Linked DNA regions of Homo sapiens: region 2 is linked to region 1. Evidence: chromatin contacts called from ENCODE POLR2A ChIA-PET data. All regions are on one chromosome and are shown on one strand. Each heading gives the region's core, a stretch centred on a gene start or an enhancer-like site at or near the end of the contact. The rest is flanking DNA. Distances are from core to core; before and after follow the strand shown.

Region 1 (4,991 bases), core at 655-3,154:
AAAACTTTCTATGACATTCCATTGCTCTCAGGATAAAATGCAAACTCTTTATCCCAGTTTACAACACCCCTGCTTATATTTCCACTCTTCTCTCAGAAACTGCACCTCTCCTTCCTAATACACAAATTCACAAATTTTATTTTCCAGCCATTCTGAACTTCTGTCAACACCAAACTTCTCCTTCCATGCCGAATCTTTTTGAATGCCTTTTCCTTTGCCTAGAGCACTCTTACTGATCTTAATTTCATTGGATAACAATTGCTAATTCTTCAGGTCTCAGTTAAGCCTCTAGGAAGACTTATCCAACTCCCTAAAACTGGATTGGGTCCCGACAGGCTCTCATATTAGCCTAGACTTATTTGAATCATGGCACTTATCACGCTCTATTTCTTACTCTTGGCTAGAAAACAGTCTTCTTGAAGTGGAAGGAATACTGTCTTGTATTCCATGTATTAGGCAGGATGTTGCGAATGGCAAGAACTAATAAATAATTGTTGGATTGTATGGCGTTTTTATTTTATGGTGCTCACTGGAAAAATAAAGAACAAAAAATTATTCATACGGTTATTTAAAAAGATATCACCTGAAATATAAAAAAAACTCAAAGGACTTTTGTACATGTCGTGGGGCGGGGCTAAGTTGAATTATCCAGACTATATTTTCAAATCTGTATGTAGGCTATACACAAAAATCTTCGTCTATTTCACCATAATGCAAAGAGATAGGGTATTTGTTTTACTCAGAAAGAATTAAAATTAAACGTAAAGCAATACAAATTTTTATAATGTTAGAAAACTACCAAAACTACATAAAGGTATATTCTATGATGTAGAAATTTCATTCCTAAGTATATATCCAAATACACACACACGCATATGTTCGCTAAAGTACACCCAGAAGAATGCTCATATAAGTTTTATTTATAATACCCCAAACTGGAAACAACCAAAATGCGTATTAGTAGGAGAATAGTAAACTTGTTTATTTTATGAGATAAATACTACACAGCAATAAAAAAGAATCAACCACTGATAAATGCAAAAATATGAATGAATCAGGAATGTTGAAAAAAAAAAGAGAAGGCAGACACAAAAGCTCTGGTTCAACATTTAGACTTGTGTTTCAAGAAACTGATAACTTTAGTTCTTTCTCCTCTCGCTCTTTTTTTAGACTAATGGTCTATCCTGAAGCCTGGGTTCAGTTTTAGCAACCGTGAAATCCAGGAAGGTTTCCCATAAGAAAATGGGATGGAAGGTCTGGACCGAACACACACAGCCAACAGAGCGGAGGCTCTGAGGCTCACATTAATCAGGGAAAAGGAAGACAGACGGTCGAGCTGAGAAACTTCAGCCGGGTGAGGGGACTAATCCCTCTGTAACGGTTGTCAGTCTGAAAGGGCATCCTCACTCGGTTCTGGGCTCACCTCGTCTAGTTCCGAAGTCCTGGGCAGTCCGCTCACTCGAGCTGTCAGCGCGTCCTGCACTGGGAAACCAGCTGACTTGCCGACATACTTTTTCCACACCGCGGATCCGCGAACGTAGATTCGCCACATCCTTTTCTATTTCCTGGCATCTTGTAGAAAATTTCTCAGTCCAAGTGCCCCTATGTCCCAACCTGTTTCAATTTAACAATTTGAAAGGTGCAATAAGGTGTATTTCTATTGTTATTCTGTATTTCAGAGACAGGGCAAATCCGCCGTTGTGACGAAAGTGCAGGGACAAAGCACAAACTCGGCTCTGGTGGACCGGATACGGAAAAGCGGTGCCTTGGGGAGGGCGGGAGCAAATTCGCTTTCCCCACAGCGCGTGCGCCGCCGCAAGCATGGCTGGTGATGATTGGACGACTGGTAACAGGGGGCGGAGGGCTCCGAAGTCTGGTTTTGGGCGGGAATTGAAACCGCCGCTGAAGCCAACAAGAATTTGAGAACTGTAAATACCAAGCCTTGAAAGGGACCATGGTGCGGCCTGTGAGGTGGGTAGTTCCTGACATTCGTCGGGGGTGGGAGGAAAACTAAGGGAAAAGACATGAGACTAAGGGGAAAGGATCGAGTAAGACCGGAGGGCAGCGATGGTGGGGTTAGGATGGACGGTTATCAAGAACCCAGTCTCCAGTGAGAGCCACCCGTTGCTCAGAAGTATCCTAGCATCGTAGCTTTTTCCTTCTCTTTGCCTCCCTTCACAACCGTCGCCGTTTCTTTTACCAAGACCTTGTTAGCGTTTGAACAGCGCTTTACATTTCACCGAGCGCCCAATTATGTGTTATTTTATTTGTTTATCACTGTAGTTATTTGATATAGAAAGAGTAAGCATTCCTGTTGTATTGATTTAACATTTCTACGTATAGAGGGTAAGTTATCTGAGTCATACAGCCCAGTAAGTGGCAGGGCAATACTCAAACCTAAGTCATCTCACTCAAGATCCTCTGTGCTTTCCATCGTGGTATTAGAAACGATTCTTCTATTTACACAGTTGAGTGCCATGGAAGCCTATAGTTAGCCATTCATTTAATAAAGTTATTGAATATATTCACTTCTTTAGTGTACGAGGTGCTGGAGGTTACATTCCAGTGGGAGGTGAGGTTAGGGGGCCGAAAATAAGCCTCGAAATATGAGAGTGCGAAAGAGGAAAGCACTACTTTAAATATAGTAGTTAATATGTGACTCTGAGGCGATAATGCATGCACTGAGTCATGAATCAGGGTAGAGGGAATAGGAGCCAAGGCCCCATACTTGACCATATTTTAGGGACAGTCTAATGCTATAGGATTAACAAGCAGTGGGGAGAATCGTAGGGGGATTAGGCCAGAGAAATAGGCAGGTGCCAGAACAGATAGGGTCTTGTAAGTCTTAGAAAGGAGTTTAGGTTTTATTTTAAGTCAATGGGAAGTCAGTGGAGGGTTTTAAGTAGGGGAGAGGAATCTAAGTTTGCTTTTATAAAGGTCACTGGCTGTTGGTGGAGAATAAATGATGGATAGGGTGACCAGAACGGGAGCAGGAAAATCAGGTATTATATCATTGGAGAGCGGTTTGGGATAGGGTATTATTAGTGGGCATGGAATGGAACAGATGAATTTGGGATGTATTTCGGAGGCACTGTGGACAGAACTTGCTGATGAAGTAGATGTACAGGTAAGGGAAAGAAAGAATCAGAGATGACTCCACAATAGTTTTGGTCTGAGCTACAGGATGGATGATCTTTGTATTAAGATAGGGAAGACTAGGAAAAGGAAGGTTAGGAGGTGTGAGGGATCAAGATTTCTGTTTCGAACATGCTGAATTTGAAATGGGTTTTAAGCATCCAGGCAGTGGAGTCATAATCCCTTTGTAAGGAACAGCAGTTGTTAAAGTATGGTCTACAGACCTCTGTGGGTCCCTGGAAACTTCTCTAGAGGTCTATGAGGTCAAAACTCCTTTCATAACAATACTAAGATATGATTTGCCTTTTTCGCTGCTTTGTCATTTGCACTGCAGTGACCCCGATAAAACTGCTGGCACCTCAGAACAATTAAGGCAGTGGCACTAAATTGTACTACTAGTCTTTGCAATGTTTACTGCCATACTCTTAAAAGTAAAAAAAAAAAAAAAAATCATTTCAGTTAAGAATATGCTTGATGAAGTAGTGGAAATTATTATATTCATCATAGCTTAACCCTTAAGTATACTAATTAAAAATAGGCTATTGATTTTATTTTACTATTATTCAAGTTCAGAATTTATAAAGGGGTTTTCACATTTTATTCAGCTCTAACTTCTTTAACTCTGAAGAGTAAGAGAGTAATATGAGTGCACTTTTTAATAGTTTGCGTGAGGAAACAGGAAGTACACATAAAGCACTTCTGTATACTGATGCGTGATAGTTATCTCAAGGAAAAGCACTTGTGAGATTGTCTGAGTTGTGAGCTGAGCTTACTACCTCTTTTTCATAGAACATTCTTTTTACTTGAAAGAACAACCAGCTGACAAATTAGGTTATTCACATTTAGCCATTTGACAAAAATATAGAAATAAAAACTAGAAAAACATTTTATTTAGTGCCTAGAGGAGGGAGGAAAAAATTATTTTTTTCACTTTGAATATCATTTTCTTCTAATGCCCTCTGAAGTAGTACAAGTTGAGCATCCCAAATTTGAAATGCTCCAAAATTTGAAACTTTTGCAGTACCTACATGGCACTCAAAGGAAATGTTCATTGGAGCACTTCAGATTTTAGATTTTCAGATTTGGGATGCTCAGCTGGTAAGTATATAATGCAGATATTCCAAAATCTGAAAAAATCCAAAATTCAAAACATTTCTGGTTCCAAGCATTTCAGATAAGGGATACTCATCTCAGGTGGTAGGAACAAGGTCACTCACCATTTTTAAGTGTCCGTTGCATAAAAATGTTATTTGGTATGGTGGAGAGATTGAAAAGAAAGTAGCTTTTAGTGTCAAGAAATTTATAATCTAGTAAGGAAGATAGAATGCACACACAAAACAGAAGAACACGTACAACGGGAACTTACAAATGCCCAACAGCAATTAAACAGTATAGCAATTATAAATGTTAATTATGTAGATTATTCTTTGTAAGTTACCTGAATTTTTTTCCTTTATCATATAATTGAAAAGCCAACAATACCCAGGTATATCAGGTATAGTTGTAACTATTTTAGCTAATGATAAATCCCCGCGGTAAAATGCAAATCATGTTTTAGAGTTAAATATTCTTACTTGAACCCAAACACATTTTCATTTATTGAAACACATTTCATTTAACACATTTTTATTTATTTCGTTTATTCATTATTTATTAATAAATGAATAATATTAAATAAATAAATAATATTCATTAATAGCCTTAAGTAATAGTGGTGAGAAATTGACATTTGTGTTAATGAAAAAATTCTGTTTTGGTCATAGACATAAGAAACCAGTCAATTACTCACAGTTTGACCACTCTGACAGTGATGGTAAGTAAAGCTTCTTATTTTTGTTCTAAAGATTTGGAAACTC
Region 2 (4,991 bases), core at 1,675-4,174, 160 kb after region 1:
TTTGTGTGTGTGTGTGTGTGTGTGTGTGTGTGTGTGTGTGTGTGTGTGTGTCGGGGTTGGGGACATTCTGCGGTGGACACCAGCTGGGTGTCCTTCAATTTAATTCTGACACCATCCACCTGAGATAGCGTAAGATCCCACAGATTGAGGACTCAGTCCCATAAGACTGCCCCCCACTTCCAATGTCCATCCCAAGCCCTAAGTTTTTCTATCTGTGCTCCTGACCGATTGGCTACAAATCGAGGATCCCACGACCTTCTCCATGAGTTCGTTTAATTTGCTAGAGCAGCTCAAAGAACTCAGGGAAACACTTTTACCAGTTTATTATAAAAGAAACTACAAAGGATACAGATGGAGATGCATAGGGTAAGGTATGGGGGAAGAGATGCGCAGTGTCCATGCTGTCTCTGGATGTGCCGCCCTCCAGGAACCTCCACATGTTCAGCAATCCAATATGAAAAGAAAATAAAATCTCAGGCCGGGTGCAGTGACTCACACCTGTGATCCTGGCACTTTGGGAGGCCGAGGCGGGCAGATCACGAGGTCATGAGATCGAGATCATCCTGGCTAACACGGTGAAACCCCGTCTCTACTAAAAATACAAAAAAATTAGCCGGGCGTGGTGGCGGGTACCTGTAGTCCCAGCTACTCGGGAGGCTGAGGCAGGAGAACGGCATGAATTTGGGAGGCGGAGCTTGCATTGACCCAAGATCACGCCACTGCACTCCAGCCTGAGCAACAGAGCGAGACTCCATCTCAAAAGAAAAAAAAAAAAAAGAAAAGAAAATCTCAGGACCCCAATTCCCTATGCAAAAAGGAAAAAAGCTAAAACCTGATTGTGCAAAAACTGTCTTTCCTTTTGTTCCTAAGCAGATAGCTACAGATAAAATGTTAAATATCTCCACAGGTAGCTACTCTGTGTTCACCTTAAGTGCCGATTGACTGAATGTGAGACAAACACATAATTGACTATTCCGCTACCTGTACCGTTTCTCTTACAACATGTGGATTCAGTAATGTGATCATACCTTCCCTCTTTCCTCTTCAGCCTGCTTTTCTCCTTTAAATATTGAAGGCTTCAAAATCGTCTTTGGAAAAAGGCATGGACCACAGATTGTTTCTGTGGATTTGTGTTCCTTTTTTCTGGGCACGTCCTTACCTTTGGCAAAATAAACTTCTAAATGGATTGAGACCTGTCTCAGATACATTTTGGTTTACGCCAGAAAACTCTCTGAACCATGTCTTTTCGCATTTTTATAGGGACTTCATTACATAGGCATGATTGATTAAGTCATTGGCCGTTAGTTATCAGTTTAACCTTAAACCCCTTTTCCTTCGTCGGCGATCAAGGGATGGGGCTAAAACTCTAACCCTCTAATCCTACTTGGTGTTTTCAGTGACCAGCCCCCAGCCTGAAGCCACTCAGGGGATGCCAACCCTCAGTCAACTCATGAGCACACAAAAAGACATCACTTTGTGCCAGGTGCAGTGGCTCATGCCTGCAATCCCAGCACTTTAGGAGGCCGAGGTAGGCAGATTGCTTGAGCTCAGGAGTTCAAGACCAGCTTGGGCAACATAGCAAAACTCCGTCTCTACTAAAAATTACGTGGGCATGCTGGTGTGTGCCTGTAGTCCCAGCTACTTGGGAGGCTGAGAGGGAGGAGGTTGCAGTGAGCCGAGATCATGTCACTGCACTTCAACCTGGGTGACAGAGCCAGACCTTGTCTCAAAAACAAACAAACACAAAAAAAACATCGCTTTGAAGATTCTGAGGATTTTAGGAGTTATAGGCCAGGAAATAAATCCAAAGACCACATATTAATATATATTTTACAATATCACACTTTTGTTACACTTTTTTTCTAGGTGATTACTTGATTTTTAATATATAGAAGTTTACATTTTTATCTATTGAGATCTATTAAAGATGTATCTATTAAAGATTTTCATTTGTGGATTCTTCCAGTATTCTTCTCTTTTCCAATATCAAGTTAATACTTACTCATATTTTCTTTTTTTTAAATGTTTAACTCTAAAACATCTGAATTTTATTTCAGGACAGAGTATATAGTGAATCTGTGATTTCCTTTCCTTTTTCTGTTGCTTACCAAATAACCTTTTCTTTAGTCAATAATGCATGATACCATCTATGTCATAGGAGAAAGGTTAAATGCATGAATTCTGGAACCAGCCTGCCTGGTTTTAAATCCTAACTTCAACAACTGCTGGATTGGTGATCTTGGGCAAGTTTTTCTTAACCCCTCTGTGCCTCAGTTTGCTTATCTGTAAAATGGTTTTAATAGTGTCTACTCACACGATGGTCGTGAGAATTGAATGAAATAATGTATCTAGAGCACTTTGAAGCATGCCTGAAACATGACTAAATGCCACATATATGTTGGCTATTGTTATGTACCTAATTTTGTCACTATTTAGGTCTGGTTTGGAGCTCTACTGTTTCACAGACTACTTTGTGTCAAGTTGAATTCTATTTTAATTATTGTAGCTTTATAGTGTTTTTAATGTCCAGTGTTGTATACCTAAAGTCTACCTTGGTACCTGATGGATCAAGATCTTGGATGAAATGAGAAGTCATAGAATTGGGCTCAGAAAGGAAGAACACATTTTCTTCAAGAAAACATTTTGGAGAATCAACAGTTTGCTGTATTGTTTCATTTGTTTATTAATTATTTTATTCAGCATTTATTAAGACACTCCTATGTGTTGAACTCTGTTAGGTTATGCAAAGCAGAGATGAAGGAGATACTTTAAGGAGCAAAAGTCTAGTGGGGAAGACATGTACATTAACGGATAAATTAAAACAGCTCTGTGGAGCTTTTACAGAGATACAAGCCACATGGGAACGCAGGGAGCACTTCACTGGCTGAATAGGGAGTTAGGAAAAGCATCACGGGGAAGCTGACGTGTAAGCTGGATCTCACAGGATAGGAGTTTGGCACACCATGAAGCGAGAGAAAAGGGGAAGGACATTCTAGGCAGGAGGAACAAAGACACAGCGCTATGAAGAAACTTGGCTGGTCAAGTAGCGGGGGTCAGGCATGTACACGTACAGCACGTTAAGAGGCTTGGACCTCATCCAGCTGGAAATAGGAGCCACGAAAGGGCTTGAAGCAAAGCAGTGAAAGCAGATTTGTGCTTTGGGAAGGGCTCTCTGATTGTACCACATAAAGGGAGTCAGAAGGGGGCGGAGCTGGAGGCGGGAGACTGGCTGGGCCTGGGGAAGTCATTCAAGCAAGATGTGAAAAGTGGATAGAAAGATGTGGGTCAGTCTGAGGGATGTTTAGAAAGTTGAATGCGTGCTTCCGGTGATAAAGTGGATGTGGAAGATGAAGAATCACGGATGCTTCCGAAGTTCTTGGCTTGGGAACCTCGCTGGCTGGTGGTACCATTGACCAAGGCGTGGAACACTGGAAAAGAAGCAGATTTACAAGGGGAAGAAGATAAAATCAAAACTTTGAGGGTACCTGTGGAACATGGAAATATTCAAAAAGCAGAAAGGTATTTGACTAATAAGTTTGAAAAAGGCAAACCTAATTAGTGACCAAAGAATGCAAATTTAAATGACAATAAGGGATTTTTTTTCCCATGTAGCACATTAGTTAATAAACATTTTGAACGTTAGCCTTAGTGCTCTGCTGACTCCTTGTTCTCCTTCTGACCCTTACATCATCCCCACTGCATCCGTATGGAGTCCTTAGAGCTTCTCAGAGCATGATGGGAAAAACCACTGGCTTAGAGCACTAGGGATAAAAAGCCAAGCTCCTTGGAAAGGTAGAACTAGTCTTAGTTACTGGCAGCAGAGTTTCCTAATGGCAAACTGCCCAGGAAAGGGAAGGATGGCCAGAAAGCCTTCATCTGCAGCTGTGTTGGGGTGGGAGAAGGAACACTGGGAAGGAGGGTCAGGCTCTGTCCCAGGATCCGCCTCAGCCCTGAAGCAGAGAGCCTTTAGCAGAGCCGCTCCACCAGTTTGGAGGGTCACACCATCACTTGTCTGAATAAATCAGCTACATTCGCAATCAAGCCAAGATACCAACTCTGTACATATACACACACGCCTAACAAATATGCACGATGGGCTGTTTCTTACTTTGGCTATCGTCCTGAGAAGGTGTGAGAAAATGTATATGTTAAAGCCTCAGAGGCATGGATGGGAGTCTATTCCCAGAGAGATAGAAGTATGACAAAACCTCAAAATAAGTTTTTGAACACATTTCTCTCCCTGCCTCCCAAATGAGCTCATTGTGGCAACATTAGGAATGTCTAACAGAAGTCACAGCAATAGCAACAGCTGCCGCAGAAGCATCCACAGCCCAGGCTGCCTCCAGCCCTTCACAGAAATAGCAATCTTCACTCACTCCACCACCACCACCACCACCACCACCACCACCACCACCACCACCACCACCACCACCACCACCACCACCACCACCGCACATGCATGGAGCCCCTTGTTATCTGTGGATGCTGCTCTCACAATTCCTCTTCCTGCCCTGATGATGTACACCATCCCAGCATTGGATGAAACTGGAGTCCTATCTGGGCTATCCCTGGTCCAAAGTCTATAGCTAAGAGCTCAGGGTTCCAAGGAAGGAGAAAGAGAAGGCAAACACCAGGAAATTGTTTCATTTATTTAGCAGCCTCTCCGGCTCTCTCGCACTTCTTCAGTGATTTCAGAAAAGGAATTTTTTTTTTTCTGGAGTTTCTCATTGCCTTTATTTTTCTCATTCTGAAAAGACACATGCTTTAATTGTATCATTAGAATCTTCTATTTTGTTAATTATGCAATCTTATTAATATTCATATAAAAGTCTTTATTATTTAGGAGAGGAATAGCTGGATGATAGTGTAGGTCTATGCTTAACTTTATGAATGACTGTTCTGGAAACACCAGTTAAGCCATGTTGATTATGTTGTTCAGATCTTCTATATCATCACTGTGGTAGACAGAATTCTAAGATGGGCCTTATGAT

What was found. ChIA-PET counts read pairs that join two places held with the same protein, here RNA polymerase II (POLR2A).
Region 2: POLR2A ChIA-PET joins it to region 1 with 10 read pairs in activated T-cell. The contact joins the enhancer-like site here to the promoter of RAD51AP1 in region 1. POLR2A ChIA-PET finds 5 or more read pairs at or near these places in 3 of 52 experiments (H1, activated CD8-positive, alpha-beta memory T cell and activated T-cell).

What each region holds. Positions count from the first base shown.
Region 1 is chr12:4,536,986-4,541,976 of GRCh38, forward strand. RAD51AP1 (RAD51 associated protein 1) reads left to right here and starts at 1,905. Exons shown (of 9, transcript NM_006479.5): 1 at 1,905-1,971; 2 at 4,899-4,948. The coding sequence starts at 1,955. It overlaps FERRY3 (FERRY endosomal RAB5 effector complex subunit 3), which reads right to left and starts at 1,484. Exons shown (of 14, transcript NM_020374.4): 1 at 1,424-1,484. RefSeq lists enhancers at 1,119-1,728, 1,729-2,337 and a silencer at 1,464-1,513.
Region 2 is chr12:4,697,752-4,702,742 of GRCh38, forward strand. It overlaps GAU1 (GALNT8 antisense upstream 1), which reads right to left. Exons shown (of 4, transcript NR_110112.1): 4 at 2,666-3,428. Among named protein-coding and RNA genes, the nearest start is that of GAU1, 20 kb to the right of the region's middle. Within about 2 kb of position 2,925, at least 7 of the 41 ENCODE cell types and tissues checked have a DNase peak (open chromatin) inside an H3K27ac peak, as active enhancers do.